Regions from separate parts of the Homo sapiens genome. Here region 1 is linked to region 2. A link is an interaction called in ENCODE POLR2A ChIA-PET data of the cell type or tissue named here. Cell type or tissue: MCF 10A. All regions are shown on one strand. Links, peaks and the distances in the headings refer to the core of each region. The heading gives the core; the rest is flanking DNA. Region 1 overlaps CDH12 (cadherin 12). Region 2 overlaps CDH12 (cadherin 12).

What was found. Peaks named below come from ENCODE experiments on the same cell type or tissue, not always from the same donor. Only the 100,000 strongest peaks of a DNase experiment are listed, where the experiment ranks them.
Region 1: POLR2A ChIA-PET joins it to region 2 with 8 read pairs; 2 of 35 experiments call an interaction of 5 or more read pairs at or near these places.

What each region holds. Positions count from the first base shown.
Region 1 is chr5:22,471,849-22,477,243 of GRCh38, reverse strand. The region is part of intron 2 of CDH12 (cadherin 12); the gene reads left to right. Among named protein-coding and RNA genes, the nearest start is that of CDH12, 380 kb to the left of the region's middle. RefSeq lists an enhancer at 2,347-3,546. In MCF 10A, for the core only: no CTCF peak of the experiment used is centred there; a DNase peak (open chromatin) is centred at 3,183.
Region 2 is chr5:22,337,816-22,343,210 of GRCh38, reverse strand. All of the region lies in intron 3 of CDH12 (cadherin 12), which reads left to right. Among named protein-coding and RNA genes, the nearest start is that of SNORA105A, 460 kb to the right of the region's middle. In MCF 10A, for the core only: no CTCF peak of the experiment used is centred there; no DNase peak of the experiment used is centred there.

The DNA.
Region 1 (5,395 bases), core at 103-5,102, 130 kb before region 2:
GAGGAGGGAAAGCATTGGGAAAACGTCTAAGGGGTTTTAGATTAACTAGGGTTAATATCTTGCTGATGAAATAATCTGTACAACAAAACCCCATGACACAAGTTTACCTATGTAACAAACCTGCACTTGTACTCCTGAACTTAAAGTTAAGAAAACATAAACAGTAGGGTGTTTTTTGTGTATGCGTGTGTATAACCGTTGAGATACGTGGATAAAGCCTAATAATTCTCCAGTTACAAGAAAAAAGGCCTATTGATGGGCCTTGGGGCAGATTTTTGGTAAATCACCACAATCCACCTCAGTATGGTAACTCCACCACTGTGTGCCTACCAGCTTCCTCAGTTATAAAAATAGGTAAAAGATGTGTGATTGGGACTCTGTAGTTTGGAATCCACTTGATATCAGATATTGTATAATCTATAATTGACTCTAAAATTCAAATATCGAGTATAGTTCACCCTATATAGTGAATATTATATAAATACTGTATACAATTTTGGTACACCAATTACAAGATAAATCTATAGACAATTTTTAGAACAGTCACTTCAATATATTAACATTACTTTGAGTAGTATTTTATACAAATAAATATATTGGTTACATGTAAGATGAGGTAATATCATTTATACTCAATTTAATAATTTACGACAATACTATGTAGTCAGCAGCAATAGAGAGAAGGGTAGCAGGATTGTGAGGGATTTCATAGAAATTTCATTAATGGTGTTCCTGATTTATTAATTTGGGAGAAAAAGGAGGAGACCTGATTACTGCACAAAATGTGTGATACCCATAAGTTTCCTAAAATGTGAATTTTATGTTTAATATAGATTAATCATTTCTTAACATCAATTTAATTGTACTATTTAATATGAATGATGTGTACCATTCAATAAACAATAAAACATATAATTTGGTTTAATTCCTTAACTTATCTTAAATGCATCAAGATCAGGTTATTTATATAGCTACAATTTTAAAAATTCAGATATGTATGAATTACCAATCTGTTTGCCTAAGTATAGAATTATACTGAAATTAATATCAACGTTAATGAAAAATAAGCAGAATTTCCAAACAGGGTAAGTAGATAGCTGATAGTGACAGTGATAAATACATAAAATGTCAACATCATTTTAGCTCAAATTCATATAAAAACAGAAAAGTAGAATAGTTACATGAAGGGAGGAATAATTTGGAAAGCAATTATACAGGTGAATGCTTACATTTTTTCATAAAATATACTAGCAGAGGATTTAGCATTTAGATGGAAGGCAGTTTCTCATTACTAGTTTTTATTAGTATATAGATGGTTCAAAGAAAAAAATAATCTCTAGAAAATTTTGTGAGTGATTTATGAAATCTTGTTTTTGAAAGGCCAGGTAAATTACAGCTAATACAGTTTCGAGTATTTAAAAGTAATTCAAAATTTGCATTTAGAATATCTTGTTTCTTGGGAAAGATTAAAGTTACTGATTTCTTTTCAACTATAATATATGTTTTTAAAGATTAAAATGCAATTTCTTAGTTTTGGAAGAAAAAAGGTTTTGGGGAAAGCTGAATGAAAAAGTTCAAAGGAAAGAAGTCTAGTGATTTTGCATTATAGGATATAGTTTACTTTTATATAATGTAATAGATTTAACTTCACTTGCATTGCAATTAGAATCCTAGTGACTCTAATATGAAATAGAAACTATATTCTTATTGTTAAATTCAGTATCGTGGTGCATCCCTTCTGCTGGAAATGTATTTATATTAATATAGTCAATATTTTTATTTTCTTTTATATTGTTAAATACTTTCACATATTCTAATACCTTTCACCTAAAATATAAATTACAGACCCAGAAAGGGTATATTAAATCATTTCCTATTAATCGGTTAGTTATTTTTTCTTTAGTAATTATAAAATGCATGCATTTTCATTTGAAGTATAGACTTAAAACATTTCCCGAAGAAAATTCAAGTAATTCACAATAGTATAAATAAGACATTTACAATCATTCTAGATCATTTCACCCAACTAGAAATGCTATAAGCATTTTGGGGCCATCCATTTGGACAATATGACTTTGAGATTCAAGGATGAGGGTCTTCTTCCCTGCTCAGAATGTTCCCTGGTTCCACCTCTTGCCAAGAGGGGATGAGTTCCAGAATTCAAGACAAAGTGCCTACTAGATATGCAAACACCCCCTCTAGTCAACCATTCAGGACTTGCTTCCAGGATTTTGCTTAGTAGTAGAGATGGGACCTCATCTATCTAACCTGGACTTCAGAGCTGTTATAAAGGTTTGTCAAAAATAGGAGAATAGAATGTATGTAATAATTTGTTAGTTTGGTTCATTAATTATTACTAATGAGAAATATTCTATGTGATTCTTTATTTGTACTATGGCTTGGTTCCTGAAAATATGAGAGTTGGACCTGCTTTGGGGACAGCTTTCTACAATAATGCATGTAAACAAAACAAAAATTGAAAGACGTTTCTCTGTGATGATCAATATCCACATTCTGATCTATGTATTGTATATGACCATTAATAACCTGATGTATTATGCATCATCTTAGTTTTCCTCTGCTAAGGCTATCTGTCTCTCTGGTCATGTGTATCCACTTAATTACACATTCACAATGGAAATAATCATTGTTCATCACCATAACTCTACCAGATTAATTCCCTTTCCAATATTCTCCTTTACTATTGATTTACTCTAATGTTAACAATCACCTATGGAGTTTCTCATGAGTAGTTTCTATTGCTGTCTATTTGACCACTCAGTTATCCATTTCTTTCAGAACTCAGTTGGATTTATTTCTTTATTCTTGATCATGCCACTCCGATGAGAATCATTCACTGTGGTCTAATTTCTGCAGTTTTTCTTGGTTGACTCCCCTGACATCATGTGTCTTCCTCCATCAGTCCATGTGTCCAGGTGATCTGCTACAATTATTTGAAAATACAGTTCTTGGCTTTTCCTTTGGGACCCAGCTGCAGTCATCATTCATTTCTTTGTAACTAACCTGCAGCCACTTCACTCTCTGACGAAGTCATCAGCATTATTACATCCTTCTCTGTTTTTCAGGAAATATTCGTGAAAGAAAATAAGTAATCCTCTGCAGTATCACATCATACCTTGTGACTCATTACTAAATTCTTAGTTAAATGGACCAACTCTCTGGCAATACTCTGTGTTATGTAAGAAGATGAGCTTTTGCTTCATCATGTATTTCATCATCTATTGTTTCATCATTTAATGGTTGTATCACATTGGGCCAGTTATTCAAATTATCTATGTCTCAGGGCATTTTTCTCTTCAAATTTAGAGGGTTTTATTCTATACTCAGATTGAATTTCAACCCAACTTTTTGAGATAATGTTATTGAGAAGGAGACAGGTTGACACTGAGAAATGTCAGTCCGATTTTCCATTACACTATATATATCAATTTACACTATATCAGCCTTACCATTTATAAACCTTAGAAATTCACAAAAATAAAATCCACATATTATAGTAATTTAGAAAGGCTATGATAAATGTGATCACATTAGTTAGGACTTTACTTACCTTTTAAAACTAAGGACACACCTACAAAATTAAAGTTTTGTTCAAATTTTTTGCAATTAATAAAAATTGGGCCTAGCTTTATACCATCTTCTTTCTACCATTTTAATAACATTACTTCTATATCATCATTCATAAGGGTTTTTATCCCCATGCTTCACATATACTTTACAAAATAGAAAATATTAAACTAAGGTGAGTGCTTTAGGCACTTTTATTCATTCAATAAATATGTTTTATACTTACCATGAAAGCTTTAGAGTGTTGGAATATAGCAGTTAAAAAAGTCAAAATACCTTTCGTAATTTAACTTAGAGTAGAGAGATAATATTTAATACATGTAGTGTGTGTTAATAGGTGCTTTAAATTTTATAAAGAATATAAGTCAGTGTAAGTATATAAAGAGTGATGCAGCAGAATGGAGATCTCTTTATATGGGGAGTTCGGGAAAGGCTTTTTAATAAATTTTTATGTTAGCAGAGATGTGGTTTAAGTGAGAAATTGAGTCATATTCAAAATTGAGGAACAATATTTGTAAGAGCAAATATCCAGTGCAAAGGCACAGATGTGGGAGTAATCATGGAATGCCCAAAGCTCATTAGCCATTGTGGCCAAAACACAGTAAAGAAGGAAGGAAAAAATTTCAGGAGTAGCTGAGGATGAAGAATTCTAGGGACAGATCAAGTAGGGCCTCAAAGGTCATGGTAATGAGTTTTTTATTCCACAGATCCTTGTAAAATGGAAAGTTATTGAAGGCCATTGAGCAAAGGGGGAATGTTATATGACTTGCATTTTAAAAGGATGTCCCTGGTTCCTGAATAAAGAATATTTTACATGAAGACAAATGTGGAAATAGGAAGACTTGGTAGATGGCTGATGTAACCATCTCAATAGCAGTTCAAGATACCATAAACCTAGATCATGTTTCTGGGTGTGGTAAAATTTTGGGTCTATTTTGAAGAGAAAGTTACAAGGGTTCAATAGAATGGATGTGAGAATAAAATAGAGATGTATCTAGGATAATTCCACAGTATAATAGATTTTTTTTTGAGAGAAAAAACATAGAAGCCAGAGATGCTGGTTTTGAGTAGAAGATCTGGAGTTAGAGTTTGGAAATATTAGCATTTAAATTCCTACAAGAAATCCAGCTTAACACGTCTAGCAACCATTTGGATATCCATGTCTGAGGTTTAGTCAAAGTGTTCAGGTTAGAAATTAAAAAGTGGAAATTGGAAGAATATAGTTGGCACTGACAGTCACAGTCCTGGATCAACTCAGCTAAGGAAGTAAATTTAGAGAGAGAAGAGGAAGGATCTGCAGACTCATCCTTAGGGCATTCTAAAACTCAGAACTTTGTAAAAATGAATGGCAGCTAGCAAAAACTCTCTCATTGACTAAAGTTTAGTCAGGCTTCTCTGGGCATTCTTTTTGACTAGGCCTTGACCTTACTTCTTTCCTGTCTTTAGCCTGCCAAGCTCTGACTTAATAAGAATTTTTTAAACTAATTTAGGAAGAATACTCCCACCCATAGTATCTGATTACCCCTGATATGTGATAATGTTTCTAGTCTTCCACCCTTGACATATCAGTCCTTCACCTGCTTCAGTAAGAATCTGATTCAGTTGGTTTAGAAAGAATTCCCTTACCCTGGGTGTCTCCTCTCAGTAATTTTCTACCCAGTGACCTTCTTACTGTTCTCCTTGACTATAAATCTTCAGGTGCCTTTTCTGAGTCCAGAATTGAGCATGATCTCACTTCTCTTGAATAAAGTCTTCCTTAGCATTTTAACAAAAGCCAGAAGAACTATTTCTTTAACAGATCCAGCAA
Region 2 (5,395 bases), core at 157-5,156:
GAGTATATGGAAACTTCCCATGTTAGTCTACGTTCTACTTTGAAAATACCAGGGGAGGCCAGATGAGGTGGCTTAGGCCTGTAATCCCAGCACTTTGGGAGGCTGAGGCGGGCAGCTCACATGCGGTCAGGAGTTGGAAACCAGCCTGGCCAACATAGTGAAACCCCGTCTCTACTAAAAATACAAAAATTAGCCAGGCATGATGGTTGGCTCCTGTAATCCCAGCTACTCAGGAGGCTGAGGCAGAGACACAAGAATCCCTTTAACCTGAGAGGCGGAGGTTGCAATAAGCTAAGATCCTGCCACTGCAATCCAGCCTGGGCAACAGAGTGAGACTCCATCAAGACAGACAGACAGACAGACAGACAGACAGAAAGAGAGACAGAGAGAGAAAGAGAGAAAGAAAGAGAAAGAAGGGAGGGAGGGAAGGAAGGAAGTGAGGAAGGGAGGAAGGGAGGGAGGGAAGGAAATAAGGAAGGAAGGAGAGAGAGAAAGAGGGAAGGAAAGAAAAAAGAAGAAAGAAAGAAAAAGAAGGAAAGGAAAGAAAGAGAAAGAAAGAAAAATAAGAAAGAGAAAGAAATAGAAAAGGAAAGAAAGAAAAAAGTAAGAAAGAGAGAAAGGAAGGAAGGATGGAGGGAGGGAGGGAGGAAGGAAGGGAGGAGGGAGGGAGGGAGGGAGGGAAGGAAGGGAGGAAGGAAGGAAGGAAATACCAGGGGACATAGACATTTTATAAATTCTCAGTAAGTACAAATGGTAATAGACTTTGCTGAATACTGCGGGGCTTGTTCAAGCCCTTATGTTCCTACAAGATTTGGACAGAAATAATGTATTAATAATTCTCCTCAAATCTCTAGATACATTCTATGGTTTCTGAGAGTTATACAGCTGTTCTGATTAACTGGTGATACAGTATTGAGAACACTTTCCTCATTTCTCTCTGCTAAGGACTGAATGCTTTTGTGCTCCTCAAGTTTATGTGTTGAAACCCTTATCCCCAGTGTGATGGTATTCGGAAGTGGGACCTTTGGGAGATATTGAAGGTTATATTAGTAATGTGTGTGAGGCCTCATAATGGGATTAATGCCCTTATAAAAAGAGGAAGAGAGCTGAGACCTCTCTCTCAATGAATGCACCAAGGGAAGGCCATGTGAGGACACAGCAGCAAGAGGGACCCCACCAAGATCTGAAACTTGCTGACACCCTGATCTTGGACTTTCTGCCTCAAGAACCGTGAGAAATGTTAAGTTCACTGTTTACGCTGCCAGTTATGTTTTTTTTTTATAGTAGCCCAAACTGACTAAGACACTCTCTCCATCTTTTGCTTGCAAATTCATCAAGAGTACCTCTGTCTCTGTAGAAGAAAAATTTCTAGGAATGAAAGCACCAAGATTGCATCAAGAACCCTGGATTTTGGTTCTTGGTTCTGCAGAGATGTATGATTGCCTAACGGTTGCCTAACAGTGAAATGATCTTATACAAAATATTTGATATAATGAAGGGTAAGAGCTGCATGACTAAAACAACTTCTGCCTGAAATAGCTAGCCTACTTGAAGTTTCTCAGGATCCTCACTATGTCTGTGCAGTAAATACAGCTCCATCACAGCTCAGCCTGAAGCAGCCACAGACAGCTGCCTACGAAGGAATAGTGAGCTGACATCTACCCTTAGAAAGGTGTATTATGGCTTATTTAGGTCATAATCAAAATCATGATGTTTCTTGTCTTTCATATCTTTTTATGCCCAGCACAACCCCTCTGTCAGAAGTCCAAATGGCATTCCTTATATTTTAGTTTGGTAGCTCTAAAGGATGCCTGTGTATCTTTTCTGTAACTGCTCAAGTCAAACATAGCCTGTATTTTAAGTCTAGCCATTCTTTCTTTATTCTTTTTGTAGAGATAGGGGTATCACTGTGTTGCCCAGGCTGGTCTTTAACTCCTGGACTCAAAGAATTCTCCTACCTCACTTATACAGCAGTTATGAGGTACTGCACCTGGCCTGACCATTCTTTATGTTAAAAGAATATCTGTTTGTTTTCATGAACAGGCAGAGAGACACCAGGATTCCTGATAATTGAGAAATTAAGCAGTTCTTAAAATAGGAGAATTTACATTAGCTGAGTCTCTAAAAAGTATATAGACTATAGTAAGAATTATCCACATAGATTACTAGAATATTTTCAGATCTGTAAACCAGATGACATGCTGCATGAAAATTTAGAACTAAAGCTTAATGTTACATAAAATCTGTCATTTATATTACAAAGATAACAGATGCCAAAGATGTGACTACTAAGAACACAGCAGATTTTGACTAATTCCTTTTCTTTGAAAAGGGTAGGTATTTTTCTTCAGTATTCCAAGTTATTCTGAAGAATAAATGAAATGAAGACACTCAGACTTTTGTAAACTGAGAAGGAAAACCTCCCAGAGAAATTTACTATTACCATCCATGATAGTAAAAGTATTTTAGAAAACTTTACAAGACTAAGATTTAAAACAGAATTATTGTCTATAGAATATTTAACAGCTTCTCAAAACAGCTTGTAATGGTATACATTTATTAAATATTTGTGAATGAATAAAAAAGAAATGAGTGACTAATTCCAAATAAATGAAGATTATTTAAGAACATTTTCTAGTTGTCAAAATCACTAGAGTTTGAAAAACAGATTTTTTTTTTTTTTTTGAGACGGAGTCTCCTTCTGTTGCCCAGGCTGGAGTGCAGTGGTGCGATCTCGGCTCACTGCAAACTCTGCTCCTGGGTTCACACCATTCTCCTGCCTCAGCCTCCCGAGTAGCTGGGACTACAGGCACCCGCCACCACGTCTGGCTAATTTTTTTGTATTTTTAGTAGAGATGGGGTTTCACCTTGTTAGCCAGGATGGTCTCAATCTCCTGACCTTGTGATCCGCCCACCTCAGCCTCCCAAAGTGCTGGGGTTACAGGCGTGAGCCACGGCACCCAGCCCAGAATTTTTTGAAAATAGCTATAAATGTATCCCTATGGAGCTAAGAAACCTACATTTGATAATTTAAGGTTCAAGGAAAAAGCATTTTTCTGAAGTGCTAATGCTCAAGGTATATAAAATGTTCAAATAGCTCCAATTCGTTTATAATGGAAGACACTATGTAAGCATAAAAATTATCCAGATTAAATTGAATTTAATGACTTTCCGTCTTGTAAGTGTTTAAAATGAAACCATTGAACAGATAGTAAAATAGAAATGTACTTATATACATACATACACATATGCATACATATATGGAAAATATTAGCAATACATAATTATGACATAAATTTAAATTTTAAGGAAATGCAACACATTATTAAGAAAACAATTTTCTATGTATATATGTAACATCTGTCTTTCACTTTTCTGCTCTTTATTTTAAATGAAAAACAAAAGCTTATTAATGTCCTGATACTGGCCATCTATTCCTTTTCCCCTGTTTTTCAAAGACCTGCTAAAGGCTTGTGAATATTGTTCATTAAAATCAGTGGAGTATATTTTGACTCTTCAAAAAGCTAGTAAAAATGAATAAAATAAATTAAAGCTAGATTATCCCTTTTGTAGTTACATTTATTTACCTCATCCTTTACTCTGAGTGTTCTCTGGATCTGATTTCCTCTAGGGTTGTGTTCCCTAAAAATCTCTCTCATGAATCATTAGCTTCATTTATTGCTTCTCCTCAGTCTACAAATTAATTCAATTAATTTTCTTTAAAACAAAATGAAACAAATAGAACCCTCAAAACCAAATATTTATAAGTATAGCTAACATTTACTGTGCTTTAAGCACTTAACTGAATTAACCTCTACAGCAACCCCATGATATAAGTATATTACCTCCTTGACCAATAAAGTCATTACGATGTAGAGAATTTAAGTAACACTTAAAACACTAAAAAACTGTCCAACCTAAGGTTTGAAATCCAGCTCAGGGGCATGATTTGTCTGTTTAGTCACTCAGCACTGCAGTCTCTAAGGCAAAAATGCAGACAAAATTACTTTCCAGACAGTACTTTCTACCGTGGTGCAGAAGTTTACTACAAATTTACTGGCTTAAAAAAACAAACATTTGTCATGTCCCATTTTCAATGGGTTAGGAGTCTGGGTGCAGCTTGGCTGATTTCTCTGCTCAGGAGTCATAAGGTTGCAATGAAGGTATCACTGGACTTTGTTCTTTATAGAACTCTAAGTCCTCTTCCAAATTCATGAGGTTGTTGGCAGCTTTCAGTTCTTTGCAGTAATAGGACTGAAGCCTCTGTTCTTTTTGCTGGCTGTCAGCTGGGAGTCACCTTTAGCTCCTGGAGGTCCCATTTGTTCCCTTCCACATTGTCCTACTCAGCCATCTGACAACATAGGAGCTTACTTCTTCAAAGCCAACAAGTTAATTTCCATCTCCATTCTGCTAAGATCAGAATCTTATATGACACTCCATCATCTTTGCCACATTCTTTTTAAATTTTTAAAATGTTTAAAGGTTTAAATTTTAAAAATTTTGTGGGTACATAGTATGTGTACATATTTATGGGGTACATGAGATATTCTGGTACAGGGAGGCAATGCGTAATAATCCCATAATGGAAAATTGGGTATTCATCCTCTCAAGCATTTATCCTTCATGTTACAAAAAAACTTTTAGTTATTTTTAAATGTACAATTAAATTATTATTGGCTATAGTCCCCCTACTGTGCTATCAAATATTAGGTCTTATTTATTCTTCTATTTTTTTTTTGTACCCATTAACCATCTCCAGTTTCCCACCACCCTCTCAGTACCCTTCCCAGCCTCTGGTAGTCATCCTTCTATTATCTTTCTCCATGGGTTCAATCGTTTTGATTTTTAGATCCCACAAATAAGTGAGTACATGCAGTATTTTCCTTTTTGTAACCAGCTTATTTCACCTAATATAATCACCTCCAGTTCTATCCATGTTGTTGCAAATGGCATAATCTTATTCTTTTTTAGGGCTGAATAATAGTACTCCATCATGTATAAGTACCACATTTTTTTAATCAGTTCATCTGTAGATGGACACTTAGGTTTCTTCCAAATCTTAGCTATAAGGAACAGTATGCTATAAACATGGGACTACAGATATCTCTTTGAGTTACTAATTTTCTGTCTTTTGGATATATACCCAGCAGTGGGATTTCTAGAACATATGGTAGCTCTACTTTTATTTTTTTGACAAGCTCCAAAGAGTTCTGCAGAGTGGTTGTACTAACTTACATTCCCACCAACAGTGTACAAAGGTTTCCTTTCCTCCACACCCTCACAAGCATTTGTTATTGCCTGACTTCTGGATAAAAGCCATTTTAAGTGGGATAAGATGATATTTCATTGTGGTTTTGTCTGGCATTTCTCTTAAAATCAGTGAAGTCAAGAACCT